Regions from separate parts of the Homo sapiens genome. Here all the other regions are linked to region 1. A link is a contact called in ENCODE Hi-C or POLR2A ChIA-PET data. All regions are on one chromosome and are shown on one strand. Each heading gives the region's core, a stretch centred on a gene start or an enhancer-like site at or near the end of the contact. The rest is flanking DNA. Distances are from core to core; before and after follow the strand shown.

Region 1 (4,520 bases), core at 1,296-3,795:
CTCCACTCCTCTACAGACACACATACAGCAATTAAGTAGCATGGTCCCAACTGGATGGTGGTCAGGAGAATGGACATGGCAGGGGTCAGTGGCAAAGGTAAAGACACAAGGTTAAGGCAGGCTTGGACTCCAGGACCTCTGCTTCTTCCCTCCTGAGAGTACTTAGAGAAGGGGACCTCTCCAGGCTGAACTGACAAGCCTGAAGACTTGCAGGCATTGCAGGCGTCTCCCTACTCAGATTTCTAAAACTGTTACACAACCATAGATCCCCTGGTCTGTTGAACAGACTTCAACTTAGGCTGAATAAACTCTTCACACCATGTTTCTATATTTAGAATGAGCCTATTGTTTGAAAAACTGAAAGAATGACCAACTGAATTCTCTTCAATGACAGTTCCAATGGGCAGCTCCAACAGCGACCCTCAGAGCCGCCCGTAATAAATACACAATAGAAAACAGTGTGCTTGAATGCAAATGCAACCTCAAGGCATTCTCTCCAGTCACCTCAGCACTCCTCCTATGTAGAAATTCTCAAGTCCCTGCTGCCAAGGTTGTCAGCTGCCTTTCCAGACATTGATAGGCACCTTGCCTCTTAGGGTTAAATGTCTGTAGATGTGCTGAACCTGGAATGTTACTAGAAACACAGGGAAGACTTGGTCAGAGCAATGTCAATAGCCAAGAAATACTGAACTTGTATCTCATTTTGTGACCCATAATCTCTGCCTTACCTTGCAGAGTGGTAAAGCTGGTCTTAACCTAGTTCACAGGAACCTCACACAGGTGACTGAAAAAATTCCAAGACATGATGAACATTCTACCAAGTGCTCTTCTTACAGTAATATCAGCTGCCCATTCAGACCATGCCCTTCACAGCTTTCCTTTGGGAGTACACTGGGGTTGGATCTAAAAGAATCTGCCCCCATAGGCCCTATGTGGGCACTGACTTTAACCAGACTTGTTTGATTGCTTTGGTAGGAGGTAAAGCCTCAGCCCTCTCTTCCAGAGCTGTTTTTAGATTGAACAGTGAAAGATCATTAAGATCCATAAATGGCATTCAGGTTTTAGTGGATGACTTTGGGAAGTCTCACTAAAGTATATATAGGAAGATTCTGGTGTGAGTATTGGGAACAAGTGGCCATTTCTTCCATACAGGTAATGTTGAAGAGGGGACTGTGTCCTTTCTGCATAAAGAAGCAGTCCCCCTGATCTATTCAGGATGGAAGGCACTTTCCAAATTGCCTCTAGAGCAGCATGATATTCTGTGTGGTCCCAGTTTTTATAAAGCAAAAAGTGGCTCAGATAAACTACATAGATGAGCAAGAAATAGGAAAAATTGGTCCTCAGTAGAAATCACAGAGGCAGACTAGTTTCACATCAAAACAGTGATCCAATCTGCTCACTACAGACAAAGGTACCAGGTGAACACAAAGAAGCTGCCCTTTGGTTAATGTTTGAGCCTTATGTCAGAAATTCTCTCACATCACAGACTCTTTGTGATTGAAAGCAAACTTTCAATCATCTTAAATGTAGGGTTTTTATGTAATGTTATAAAATAAACTCTAATGCAGGTCAATAAGTAACTCATGTAGTTTCTCAGGAAGAGGATATCATTAGTAAGACTTACATCACTAATATAACCATAACCACTCCCTCTAAGAATTAAATTTATCCTTTCAGCAAAGGCTCAATGAATTGCAAAAAAAAAAAAAAAAAGTAATCTAATGATATCTTCTCGAATGAAAGACTTGTTGAAAATTCACCTGGGTTATGCAGCTGTCACTAACAAGCTAAAACATTGCTTTCATTCTATACCGTTTGTTGTCATGGGAGCTAATAGGTTGGGGGCGGGGGTGGGTGGGACTTTTCTCCATTTATTTGCAAAGCATAAAATTGATAACAAGCTCTGTGTTGTGATTTTTAGATCAGACACGCGGGGGCAGCAGTGAGCTGATGAGCAGCACAAACAATGGTGACACCTTGGAGCCAGAAAGTTTGAATCTAGAGATTGAGATGCCGGCTAGCTCTGTTTTAAAATTATTTACACCAAAAAGATACACATTTTTAAAACCTTTAAAATTAAATACTAGAGGAATTCCTTCTAGCAGATGTTTCCTGCTCCTCATTAGTGCTTAATTTTCTAATTTCCCTGATGTTTTTGCTTTTTCTATTGACATTTTTTTTTCAATCCGTTGAGGAATTTGATCATTTTAAAGCTGAGAAACTTCCTCCTGACCAGCCGAGTTGAAACCCGGGGAGCACAGGCGGGATATTCCCACCCCACAGGCTCAGAAAACGAGCTCTGTGCGGTGCAGAGAGTAAAAGGACTGCCTTTGTGGGGAGCCCACTTTGGCCTGGAGCTGACAACATCTTGAGAGCAAATCGGTTCCAAGGGCTCCTTTTTATAAAATGGGGAAACACAGCGGCACTCCTTCTTCCTTCCCAAAGACGGATGTGTTTCATCCCTGCCTATCTGGAGCTGCTGTTCTAGTATGGCACAGGCAGATCGCCCATCTCTGAAGAGCAAGATGGGCGTGTACCCGGTTTCACTTTCACTGCAGACAGGAGAGTCTGTACACAAAGGTACCACAGCCGATCCATCTTTTTTTTTTTTTTTTTTTTTTTTTTTTTTGAGACGGATACTCGCTATGTCGCCCAGGCTGGAGTGCAGTGGCGCGGCCGATCCATCTTTAAACCCCCAGCTGAGGCGGCTTGTTTACTGAGGACAGCCTGGTCCACCTGAAGAGGCCGTTGGAGAATGACACCCCAAAGGCAGAAAGGGAGGGATTCCCCACATGGCCCCAGAACAGCCTCACAAGGGCGGCCAGGACAGCCCCTCTTGCTGCGCCTGACAAGAGCCCCTTTGTCAGGCTGTCAGGCCGGGTTTTATTTTTAGACTCAGCCAGGGCTGCCTCCTGCCCGGAGCTTTCCCCTCGCACAGCTGTTGCCTCTGCTTTCCAAAGCCCTAGCCTACCGGTGCTGTGCTTCCCTTGGCCTTGGTGTGGCTTGACAAGTTGGAAGAATGATGGTGGCTTTAAAGAGAAGGGTTGGGGAGGGGTGAGCTCCCAGGCAGGCTCCTGGGCCCTTCCTGCTCAGCCCCGGGTCAGCTTGCTTCCCCCCATCCCAGCATGCACTTCCAGCCCAGGCATTTTAAAACCAAACAATCCAGCTCCCCCAGGATGGGCAGCCTCATTGCACTGGGTGGTTGGTTACCCCTCTGTCTGGGTGTGGGACACTACCTGGCAGTGACCTGTTGAGTAGCCAGTGAGAAAGCTCAGAGCCAGGAGTCAAACTGCACAGCCACTCCTGAACCTCAGGCCCTCCCTGATCAAAAGAGTTCCTTGTATGTATTGTATTCTAGATAGCTTATTTCTTCCACTACAAAAGAAATGTGCATTTATTGTAGCATTTCCATCCAGCTCGACTCTCTAGACAAGTCTAGGCATAATTTTACATTTCCGATGCCATATTGGATTTGTAACTTTGACCCTCCATATGCGTATTTAAAATCCACACTGAGACAGGGACTATCTCTGGGGACTAGGATCAGGGAAATAAGGCTTTTTATTTATACAGTTTTGCTTTTTATTTTCCACACTTTTGTATTGTTTAATCTTTTCCCAAGAAATGAATTTATTGTATTTATTTCTTTAATTGTGCAACTTTTATTTTTTTAAAGATGGGGGTCTCACTCTGTTGCCCAGGCTGAAGTGCAGTGGTGCAGTCATAGCTCTTTGTCACTTAGAATTCCTGGGCTCAACTGATCCTTCCACCTTGGCCTCCCCAGTAGCTGGGACTACAGGTGCAAGCCACCATGCCAGGATGGAAATGAATTATTTTGTAATGTAAAAAATAAAGGAAAGAGGACAGCTCTAACTAAAGTCAGGACTATTGCTATGTTGGACATGCCTCAGCCAGGACTCAGCACAGCAAGTGGGTTTTTTCTGTTCTTAAAAATATACTTAAGTTGGGCCAGGCGCGGTGGCTCACACCTGTAATCCCAGCACTTTGGGAGGCCAAGGCAGGTGGATCATGAAGTCAGGAGATCCAGACCATCCTGAGTAACACGGTGAAACTAAAATACAAAAAATTAGCCGGGCATGGTGGCACACACCTGTAGTCCCTGCTACTGAGGAGGCTGAGACAGGAGAATTGCATGAACCCAGGAGGCAGAGGTTGCAGTGAGCTGAGCTCGTGCCACTGCACTCCAGCCTGGGCAACAAAGCGAGACTCCGTCTCCAAAATACTAAAATAAAAATAATATATATATATTTTTATTTTTTTATATGTATATATATATAAGTTCTTGCTCCCACAGCTGTGGTCCCTTTAGCTAAAAGAGTTTGAAATGGCTATAGTGTCCTTGGAGACCTATTTTTGAGGAGGAGGCTGAGAGCTTCCTTCCTCTGCCCAGCCCCCCTTCTCCCATGACTTTTTTTTCCTCTCTTTTTCAGAAATCTGATGCTGTCAGGCCCAAGCATTGGCCAGGAAAGGACTCAGTACAGACAGGACCACTCAGAGAA
Region 2 (4,520 bases), core at 1,554-4,053, 1.2 Mb after region 1:
TACATAAAATCTACTGTCAGCGTACAGCACAATGAATTTCACAAATTGCACACCCAATGTAACCAAGATTAACAGACCCTCACCCAGAAGCTCTCCCAACATGGCCATCACTAGCTTGGCTTAACAGATTTATTTTGCCATGTTTTGTCTATTATATGACAGAGTCATATGTATTATTTTACATCTGGTTTCTTTCAAGCACCATTATGTTAATGATACTCATCTATACTGTTGAGTAGTGCATTGTGTGGGTGGATATTTACATTTATCCATTCTACTATGAATGAGAATTTGGGTTGCTTCCAGAATTTGTCAACTATGAAATAGTGCCGCTATGAATACACACATTGTAGTACATGTGTTTTGGTGGGGATATGTGTTTCTGTTGAATGTGTATCTGGGAGAATTTCATTGTCGTAAGCCTTATGTTAACAGTGTTCCAATATATACTCCCAGGATATGAAAGTGCAATTGCTGGCTGGGCATGGTGGCTTGTGCCTGTAATCCCAGCACTTTGGGAAGCCGAGGTGGGCGGATCACCTGAGCTCAGGAGTTGGAGACCAGCCTGACCAACATGGTGAAATCCCATCTCTACTAAAAAATACAAAAATTAGCTGGGCGCAGTGGTAGGTGCCTGCAATCCCAGCTACTTGGGAGGCTGAGGCAGGAGAATTGTTTGAACCCAGGAGGCGGAGGTTGCAGTGAGCCAAGATCGCGCCAAAGCACCCCAGTCTAGGCGACAGAGCAAGACTCTGTCTCAAAAAAAAAAGCAATGCAACTGCTTCACATCTTTGTTAATTACCTATATAATAAGTGCAATAAGCACACAATAAATATCTGTTGAAAGGACTAATTTGAACACAGATGGCATTTAAAACTATGGGCTTGGATAAGACATCTTGGAAGAAATGTGATTAGGTAAGAGGGCTGATGAACAAAGCCTTGGGCAACTCCCACATTTGCAGAACTGGCAGGAGCATAAAGGAGGAAAATGGGAGAGCTTGGAGTTCTGCAAAACATGAGAAAAATGTGTTTCGAAGGGGCAGTCAACTGCTTTGAATGCTTCCAAGAGACCATAAGATAAGGCAGTGGTTTGGGAAAAGAGGATTCAGGAGTTCTGATCTTGGTCATTTCAAGCCTGAGTAGCTTATGCATTAATCACTCAAATGGACACCTCAAACGTGCAGCTGGATATAGGAGTGTAAAATCTGAGTCTAAGACAAGTATTTGTGAGTGTAAATATATTTCTGAAGGAGAGTATAGATGGGTAAGAGATTGGGTCCCAGTTTTGGGGCATTTCCATGTAGAAGTTGAAAAGAAGTAGATACCTACAGAGCAAAACTATGAGAGTGATGAGACAGAAGAGAAATCTGGAAAGTGTCTTGTCACTGAGGTAATGCCAACATCAACTGTGTTAAATGTTGCTGAGAATAGAAAAATGATCACTGAATTGACCAATTACCAATGAATAAATAATTACTCCAGTAAATAAATATACTTCCATATGATCATTTTGAATGGTTGCACAAAACTCTGTTGCGTGGCTCTACCAAAACCTGCTCAATCAGTTCCATTGTTGAATTTGTAGATTCTTCTCAAACCTTTAGAATCATAAATGATGTCACCTTGAGAATGTTCTAAGAGTATTGTGTCAAATACTCTAAGGGCATTTGGGTCAAAAAAATATGCACATTAGAAAGGTTTTAGGCCGGGCGCGGTGGCTCATGCCTGTAATCCCAGCACTTTGGGAGGCTGAGGTGGGCAGATCACATGAGGTCAAGAGTGGGAGACCAGCCTGGCCAACATGGTGAAATCCCATCCCTACTAAAAATACAAAACTTAGCCGGACGTGGTGGTGAGTCACTGTAATCCCAGCTACCTGGGAGGCTGAGGCAGGGAGAATTGCCTGAACCCGGGAGGCGGAGGTTGCAGTGAGCCAAGACTGCACCACTGCACTCCAGCCTGGGTGACAGAGTGAGACAGCCTCAAAAAAAAAAAAAAAAAAAAAAAGGTTTTGGACCTGGTGTGGTGGCTCATGCCTGTAATCCTATAATCCCAGCACTCTGGGAGGCCGAGGCGGGCGGATCACGAAGTCAGGAGATCGAGACCATCCTGGCTAACACGGTGAAACCCTGTCTCTAGTAAAAATACAAAACATTAGCTGGGCGTAGTGGCAGGCGCCTGTAGTCCCAGCTGCTCGGGAGGCTGAGGCAGGAGAGTGGCGTGAACCTGGGAGGTGGAGCTTGCAGTGAGCCGAAACTGCGCCACTGCACTCCAGCCTGGGTGACAGAGCGAGACTCTGTCTCAAAAAAAGAAAAACAAAACAAAACAAAACAAAGTACGGTGGTGGGTTGGTTTGAAGAATCTAAGAGGGCTATTTCTGGCATTTCCACTATTCCACCATGATTTCCTTGAGAGACTTGCTCTGTCGCCCAGGCCGGAGTGCAGTGGCGCGATCTTGGCTCACCGCAAGAGCTCTGCCTCCTGGGTTTCACCCCATTCTACTGCCTCAGCCTTCCGAGTAGCTGGGACTACAGGCACCCGCCACCATGCCCGGCTAATTTTTTGTATTTTTAGTAGAGACGGGGTTTCACCGTGTTAGCCAGGATGGTCTCGATCTCCTGACCTCGTGATCCGCCCGCCTAGGCTTCCCAAAGTGCTGGGATTACAGGCCTGAGCCACCGCGCCCGGCCTATTCCACCATGATCTCTACCCCTCCTCCCGAATGTTAGTGGTGTAACTATGACAACAAGCACGCGCTGCTCAAGGCTCAATTTTCCAGCCGTTACCGACCTCCACCGCGTCACTGTACGCTGCCCAGAAACTCTGAGGCGGATCCCCCAACCCAGTGTCAGACTGATCGCCTTTGGCCCGAGGGCGAGGAGCCACAGGACAGTATGGCCAAAGCGGCGGCCTCCTCGTCGCTGGAGGACTTGGACCTGAGCGGAGAGGAGGTCCAGCGGCTCACCTCCGCCTTCCAGGACCCGGAGTTCCGGCGAATGTTCTCCCAGTACGCCGAGGAGCTCACCGACCCGGAGAACCGGCGGCGCTACGAGGCGGAGATCACCGCGCTAGAGCGTGAGCGCGGGGTGGAAGTGCGGTTCGTGCACCCGGAGCCCGGCCATGTGCTGCGCACCAGCCTGGACGGGGCGCGGCGCTGCTTTGTGAATGTCTGCAGCAACGCGTTGGTGGGCGCGCCCAGCAGCCGGCCCGGCTCCGGTGGCGACCGGGGCGCAGCTCCTGGCAGCCACTGGTCCCTGCCCTACAGCCTGGCGCCCGGCCGCGAGTACGCGGGGCGCAGCAGCAGCCGCTACATGGTCTACGACGTGGTCTTCCATCCAGACGCGCTTGCGCTGGCCCGGCGGCACGAGGGCTTCCGCCAGATGCTGGACGCCACGGCCCTGGAGGCCGTCGAGAAGCAGTTCGGCGTGAAGCTGGACCGCAGGAATGCCAAGACCCTGAAGGCCAAGTATAAGGGGACCCCAGAGGCTGCGGTGCTGCGCACGCCCCTGCCCGGGGTCATCCCCGCAAGGCCTGACGGGGAGCCGAAGGGTCCTCTCCCGGACTTCCCCTACCCTTACCAGTACCCGGCAGCCCCCGGGCCCCGGGCGCCCTCCCCTCCGGAAGCGGCCTTGCAGCCCGCCCCCACCGAGCCTCGCTACAGCGTGGTGCAGCGCCACCACGTGGACCTCCAGGATTACCGCTGCTCCAGGGACTCAGCCCCGAGCCCCGTGCCCCATGAGCTGGTGATCACCATCGAACTGCCGCTGTTGCGCTCGGCCGAGCAGGCGGCGCTGGAGGTAACGAGAAAGCTGCTGTGCCTCGACTCGAGGAAACCTGACTACCGGCTGCGGCTCTCGCTCCCGTACCCAGTGGACGATGGCCGCGGCAAGGCACAATTCAACAAGGCCCGGCGGCAGCTGGTGGTTACGCTGCCAGTGGTGCTGCCGGCCGCGCGCCGGGAGCCCGCTGTCGCCGTCGCCGCCGCCGCGCCGGAAGAGTCCGCGGACCGGTCCGGAACTGACGGCCAGGCCTGCGCTTCCGCTCGCGAGGGGGAGGCGGGACCCGCGAGGAGTCGCGCGGAGGACGGAGGCCACGATACCTGCGTGGCTGGGGCTGCGGGCTCCGGGGTCACCACCCTGGGCGACCCGGAGGTGGCGCCTCCGCCGGCCGCAGCTGGAGAGGAGCGTGTCCCCAAGCCGGGGGAGCAGGACTTGAGCAGGCACGCGGGGTCACCGCCGGGCAGCGTGGAGGAGCCATCTCCTGGAGGAGAAAACTCACCTGGTGGCGGAGGCTCCCCTTGTTTGTCCTCCCGGAGCCTGGCGTGGGGTTCTTCTGCGGGAAGAGAGAGTGCGCGCGGAGATAGCAGTGTGGAAACACGCGAGGAGTCGGAGGGCACGGGCGGCCAGCGCTCAGCCTGCGCCATGGGTGGTCCCGGGACCAAGAGCGGGGAGCCTTTGTGTCCTCCGTTACTGTGTAATCAGGACAAAGAAACCTTGACTCTGCTCATTCAGGTGCCT
Region 3 (4,520 bases), core at 1,082-3,581, 1.0 Mb after region 1:
ATCAAGCCAATTAACACATCCATAACCTCACACTTTGTATGTGTGTATTTGATATCCACTTTCTTAGCAAATTTCTGTTTTTTATTTTAATTTAACTTTTATTTTAAGTTCATGGGGTATATGTGCAGGTTTGTTATATAGGTAAATTTGTGTCATGGGGTTTGTTTTACAGGTTATTTCATCACCCAGGTATTAAACCTAGTACCCATTAGTTATTTTTGCTGACCCTCTCCCTCCTCCCATTCTCCACCCTCTGATAAGCGCCAGTGTGTGCTGTTCCCCTCCATGGGTCCATGTGTTCTCATCATTCAGCTCCCATTTATAAGTGAGAACATACGGTATTTGGTTTTCTGTTCCCATGCAAATTTCAAGCATACAATACATTACTATGAACTATAATCAGCATGTTGTACATTAAGTCTCCATAACTTACTCTACTTACAACCGAAAGTTTGTGCATTTTGACCAGTATCTTCCCATTTCCCCTACATCCCAAGTCCTGGAAACCACATTTCTGCTGTCTGTTTCTATGAGAAACTTCTAGATTCCACGTATAAGTGAGATCATGCAGTATTTGTCTTTTTATGTCTGGCTTATTTCACTTAGCATAATGTCCTCCAGGTTCATCCATGTTGTTAAATCCATGCCAGTTGCAAACAGCAAGATTTATTTCTTTTTTGAAAGCTGAATAATATTCCACTGTATGTATGTATGTGTGTGTGTGTGTGTGTGTACATATATATTTGCACTCATTATCCGTTCATCCATTGATGAAAAGTAGATTATCCCTATATCTTGGCTATTGTGAATAATGCTGCAATGAACATGAACATATATCTTCAGGATAGTGATGTTGTTGCTAGATCACATGGTAATTCTATTCTTAATTTTGTGAGGAGCCTTTATACTGTTTTGCACAATGGCTCTACTAATTTACATTCCCATCAACAGCATACAAAAGTTCCCTGTTCTCCACCTTCTCCCCAATGCTTTCATATTTTGGGCCATTCTGTATGGTTTACTGTACCGTATGACAGTAATGCTGTGCAGTATGTGCTATAGCCATTTTTGCATCTACTGGTACCAGTTCTGAAATAGCAGCGGCGCCCTTTCTGTTTAGAGTCGCCTTCTGGTGGTAGGAATTCTGGTTGCTACCATGTGTAGCCTGCAAGCCTCTAGCAGCTCTTTTGCAGCGACGCCGAGCGCCGGGCGCGGTGGCGCGTGCCTGTAGTCCCAGCTACTCGGGAGGCTGAGGCTGGAGGATCCCTTGAGTTCAGGAGTTCTGGGCTGTAGTGCGCTATGCCGATCGGGTGTCCGCACTGAGTTCGGCATCAATATGGTGACCTCCCGGGAGCGGGGGACCACCAGGTTGCCTAAGGAGGGGTGAACCGGCCCAGGTCGGAAACGGAGCAGGTCAAAACTCCCGTGCTGATCAGTAGTGGGATTGCGCCTGTGAATAGCCACTGCACTCCAGCCTGGGCAACATAGTGAGACCCTGCCTCTTTTGAGTTCTCACCTTATAAAGTAGCCTTTCTTCCCATGCATCTATCCTAAGACAAAAGAAATGCAGAATTTACATTCTTACAGGACTATTTTCCTCACTACACTGTGAATCCCCCCTCCCACCCCACCCCCATTGGGAATCTTCTTGTTTTTATTTTTATCTTATTTCACCATTATCTAGCTAAACACTTGCACATTCATGCTGCCAAGTGTTTATGGAGCACCGATTGTACACCAGGTACTGCGGTGAGTCTCAGGGGTACCAAGACCGAGGTTCGATGAGAATCCTGTAATCAATTGCAGAATGCTCCTTCCGAGAGCAGGACCCATCAAAATAGGAACTCCGTTTTGAGAGTTCGCCTCGATCGTTGAGGATAATCTTAGAAGGACCGAAGCAGTTCCGTTTCGTTACATTTCAAAATCTTATGTCAAAGTAAGCGCGCAGAAAGGGGTCCTTGCTCTTCTACACTGAGCCCTACGGCCCCCCTGTGGGGAAATACTCCTGATAATCATCTCGAAAATTGTTTCGACCAGCAGGGGTCACTATGAAGGCTGACTTGAGCCCAAGACACAATGGGGCACGGTAACCAGACTGGTCCGTAAGGGTTCCAGGAAGGAATGCAGTTTCAAGAGAACAGTTTGAATCTTTATTCGAATTTGAATTTTGGTACAATGAAGAGAGTCAGCTGCAACTTGACAATCGAAATCTTCAGAAAAGCGACACAAATACGTTCGCCTCGAGGAATATTGGGTCTTCTGCGCGGCCGTAGAGCTCCGCCAAGTGCGCCTGCGCGGAGGAGAAGTGGCGTCGAGTCCGGCCGGGCAGTAGAGGAACTTGCGGTAGTGACCCTCGGGCCTCGCCATGAAGAGCCGCTTTAGCACCATTGACCTCCGCGCCGTACTCGCGGAGCTGAATGCTAGGTACAGTACCCTAAGTGACGAGGCTCGTGTGGGGAGTGCAGGAGGCAGAGGCCGGAGTCCCATGGCGCAAACAGACCAGCTTGATATGTTTCCTTATTTCCTAGTGCGTCTATGGACCTGCCTAGGCCTGAGTGGGCAGGCGTGTGGTGTCTTTCCCGTGACCCTTAGGATACCCCTGGGGGTCCCAGGCACCTCGTGCCCCATCCCCCGCGTCCTCCCAGCTCTCTGGCTTGCCCCGCTAGCGCGAAGCTCTTGCATTGTTGGCCTGGGTTGTCCGGGTTGGGCAGGAAACGTTTGTTAAAACACGAGACGCCAGAGTGGTCGTTTGCTTCAGAGGTTTCCAGACTGGGGGCTTGGTTTCTTGAACACCTCCCTCCCCTCACCCCAGAGAGAGAGAGAGCATCGCGGTTTTAGCTGGATTGAGCAGATTTGGACTGAGATCTGGATTCTAGTCTGGATTCTATTATTCAGCCCTGTGAGCTTTGTCATATTTTCGGGGCCCTCTTTTATCTTTTTTTTTTCTCCCTTGTAATAAATTAATTGGATTATATTTTACTGTATTTCTCCCCCAAAATTGGGTCATTTGGAAGACGCAAGCTATAGTGTGTTGTTCCTAGAGCTGATAGACCACTTCTGTTTTTAAATCGTTACTCTTAAGTTTTGAACTGAATCTCCAAATGGCTTTCAGACTCTGCTCCTCGGCTGACTCCATATCCTTAGAGACTGAGATCCGCTCTTTCGAAGCTTTTATTAAATTATGTGTAGTTTTATGTTTCAGACAATAGTGTAACATGTTACATGTTTCCTTTATCTTTGCAGCTTGCTAGGAATGAGAGTAAACAATGTTTATGATGTGGATAATAAGACATACCTTATTCGTCTTCAAAAGTAAGAACATTTTATAGGCTTATTTTCTCTTTGACAATTAAGTATGAGATTACTGATTTTTTTTAACCTACATTTTAAGCCTGTTTAGCAATTAGCTTTGGCATATACCCTAAAGAAAAATTCGACTTTTTTCTTCTACAGACCGGACTTTAAAGCTACACTTTTACTTGAATCTGGCATACGAATTCATACAACAGAATTTGAGTGGCCTAAGAATATGATGCCGTCTAGTTTTGCCATGAAGGTAAACTTGTTACGCTTGAAGCTAAATTTTAAGAGATTGCTCACTAACAATTAAGTTTTTAATTGGGGTTTCCTTCACTGTTACGAATAAAGTGCAGATAAAATGAAGGTAAAGGGAGTGGTTGACAGATAATGGGTTGAATAAAGTGAATATTTATTAATTGATTTCTCCCCATTACCTTTCACATCCTGTTCTGCTCCAGATCTTCTGTTTCCACAGTCACTATTAGAGTTCAAGCTTTTATCACATTCAGCCTTACAGTTCCTTAACTGTAATTCACTTCTCTGCATCAAAACAATTCTAAATTAGACCAACGTTAATTTTTTTGTTTTTGTTTGTTTGTTTTTTTGTTCGTTTTTGAGAAGGAGTCTCGCTCTGTCACCCAGGCTGGAGTGCAGTGGCACAGTCTTGGCTCACTGCAACCTCTGCCTCCCAGGTTCAAGTGATTCTCTTGCCTCAGCCTCCTCAGTAGCTGGGATTACAGGCGTGTGCCACCAGACCCGGCTAATTTCTCTATTTTTAGTAGAGATGGGGTTTCACCATGTTGGCCAGTCTGATCTCAAATGCGTGACCTCAGGTGATCCGCCAGCCTCAGCCTCCTGAAGTGCTGGGATTACAGGCATGAGCCACCGCGCCTGGCCCAACATTAATTTTTTTAAAGTATAATTTTCATTAGTTACCTCACCTTTTATGGTTTCCTGATTTCTAAATCCATATTCTATAGCCTAACATTCTTGGCTTTCTGTGTTCTTTCTCCTCCCTGCCCCACCTTTTTTTCCTAGTCTTATCTTCCAGAGCTCACTTTTGTGAGTCGTATTCCTCTGTACCCAGTCAGTATTTTTTTTTTTTTGGAATACTCACTGACATTAATATGTTACTAAGTCTTTTTATTTTTCTGTTTTGTTTTTACTATTAAAACAGATTTTTACATGGGTGGGCATGCTACCCATTCTTTTATTGATGT

Evidence for each region. Hi-C counts contacts between places; a loop is a spot of excess contacts on that map. ChIA-PET counts read pairs that join two places held with the same protein, here RNA polymerase II (POLR2A). Pooled maps may share reads with other maps.
Region 2: a pooled map shows a loop between it and region 1 (2.8-fold over the local background). The contact joins the promoter of DNAAF2 here to the enhancer-like site in region 1. A Hi-C loop is called at or near these places in 1 of 50 pooled maps. POLR2A ChIA-PET finds 5 or more read pairs at or near these places in 2 of 52 experiments (H1 and Panc1).
Region 3: a loop to region 1 is called in a pooled map, with 2.3 times the contacts of the local background. The contact joins the promoter of NEMF here to the enhancer-like site in region 1. A Hi-C loop is called at or near these places in 2 of 50 pooled maps. POLR2A ChIA-PET finds 5 or more read pairs at or near these places in 2 of 52 experiments (OCI-LY7 and activated CD4-positive, alpha-beta T cell).

What each region holds. Positions count from the first base shown.
Region 1 is chr14:50,858,101-50,862,620 of GRCh38, reverse strand. No RefSeq gene overlaps it. Among named protein-coding and RNA genes, the nearest start is that of ABHD12B, 12 kb to the left of the region's middle. Within about 2 kb of position 2,545, at least 25 of the 41 ENCODE cell types and tissues checked have a DNase peak (open chromatin) inside an H3K27ac peak, as active enhancers do; they include OCI-LY7, where a contact is called at or near this core.
Region 2 is chr14:49,633,527-49,638,046 of GRCh38, reverse strand. DNAAF2 (dynein axonemal assembly factor 2) reads left to right here and starts at 2,803. Exons shown (of 3, transcript NM_018139.3): 1 at 2,803-4,520. The coding sequence starts at 2,898. RefSeq lists silencers at 3,182-3,231, 3,462-3,701, 3,972-4,241 and enhancers at 3,159-3,919, 3,732-3,971.
Region 3 is chr14:49,850,599-49,855,118 of GRCh38, reverse strand. It overlaps NEMF (nuclear export mediator factor), which reads left to right and starts at 2,331. Exons shown (of 33, transcript NM_004713.6): 1 at 2,331-2,424; 2 at 3,244-3,312; 3 at 3,454-3,556. The coding sequence starts at 2,366. It also overlaps RN7SL3. RefSeq lists a silencer at 1,222-1,281 and an enhancer at 2,085-2,324.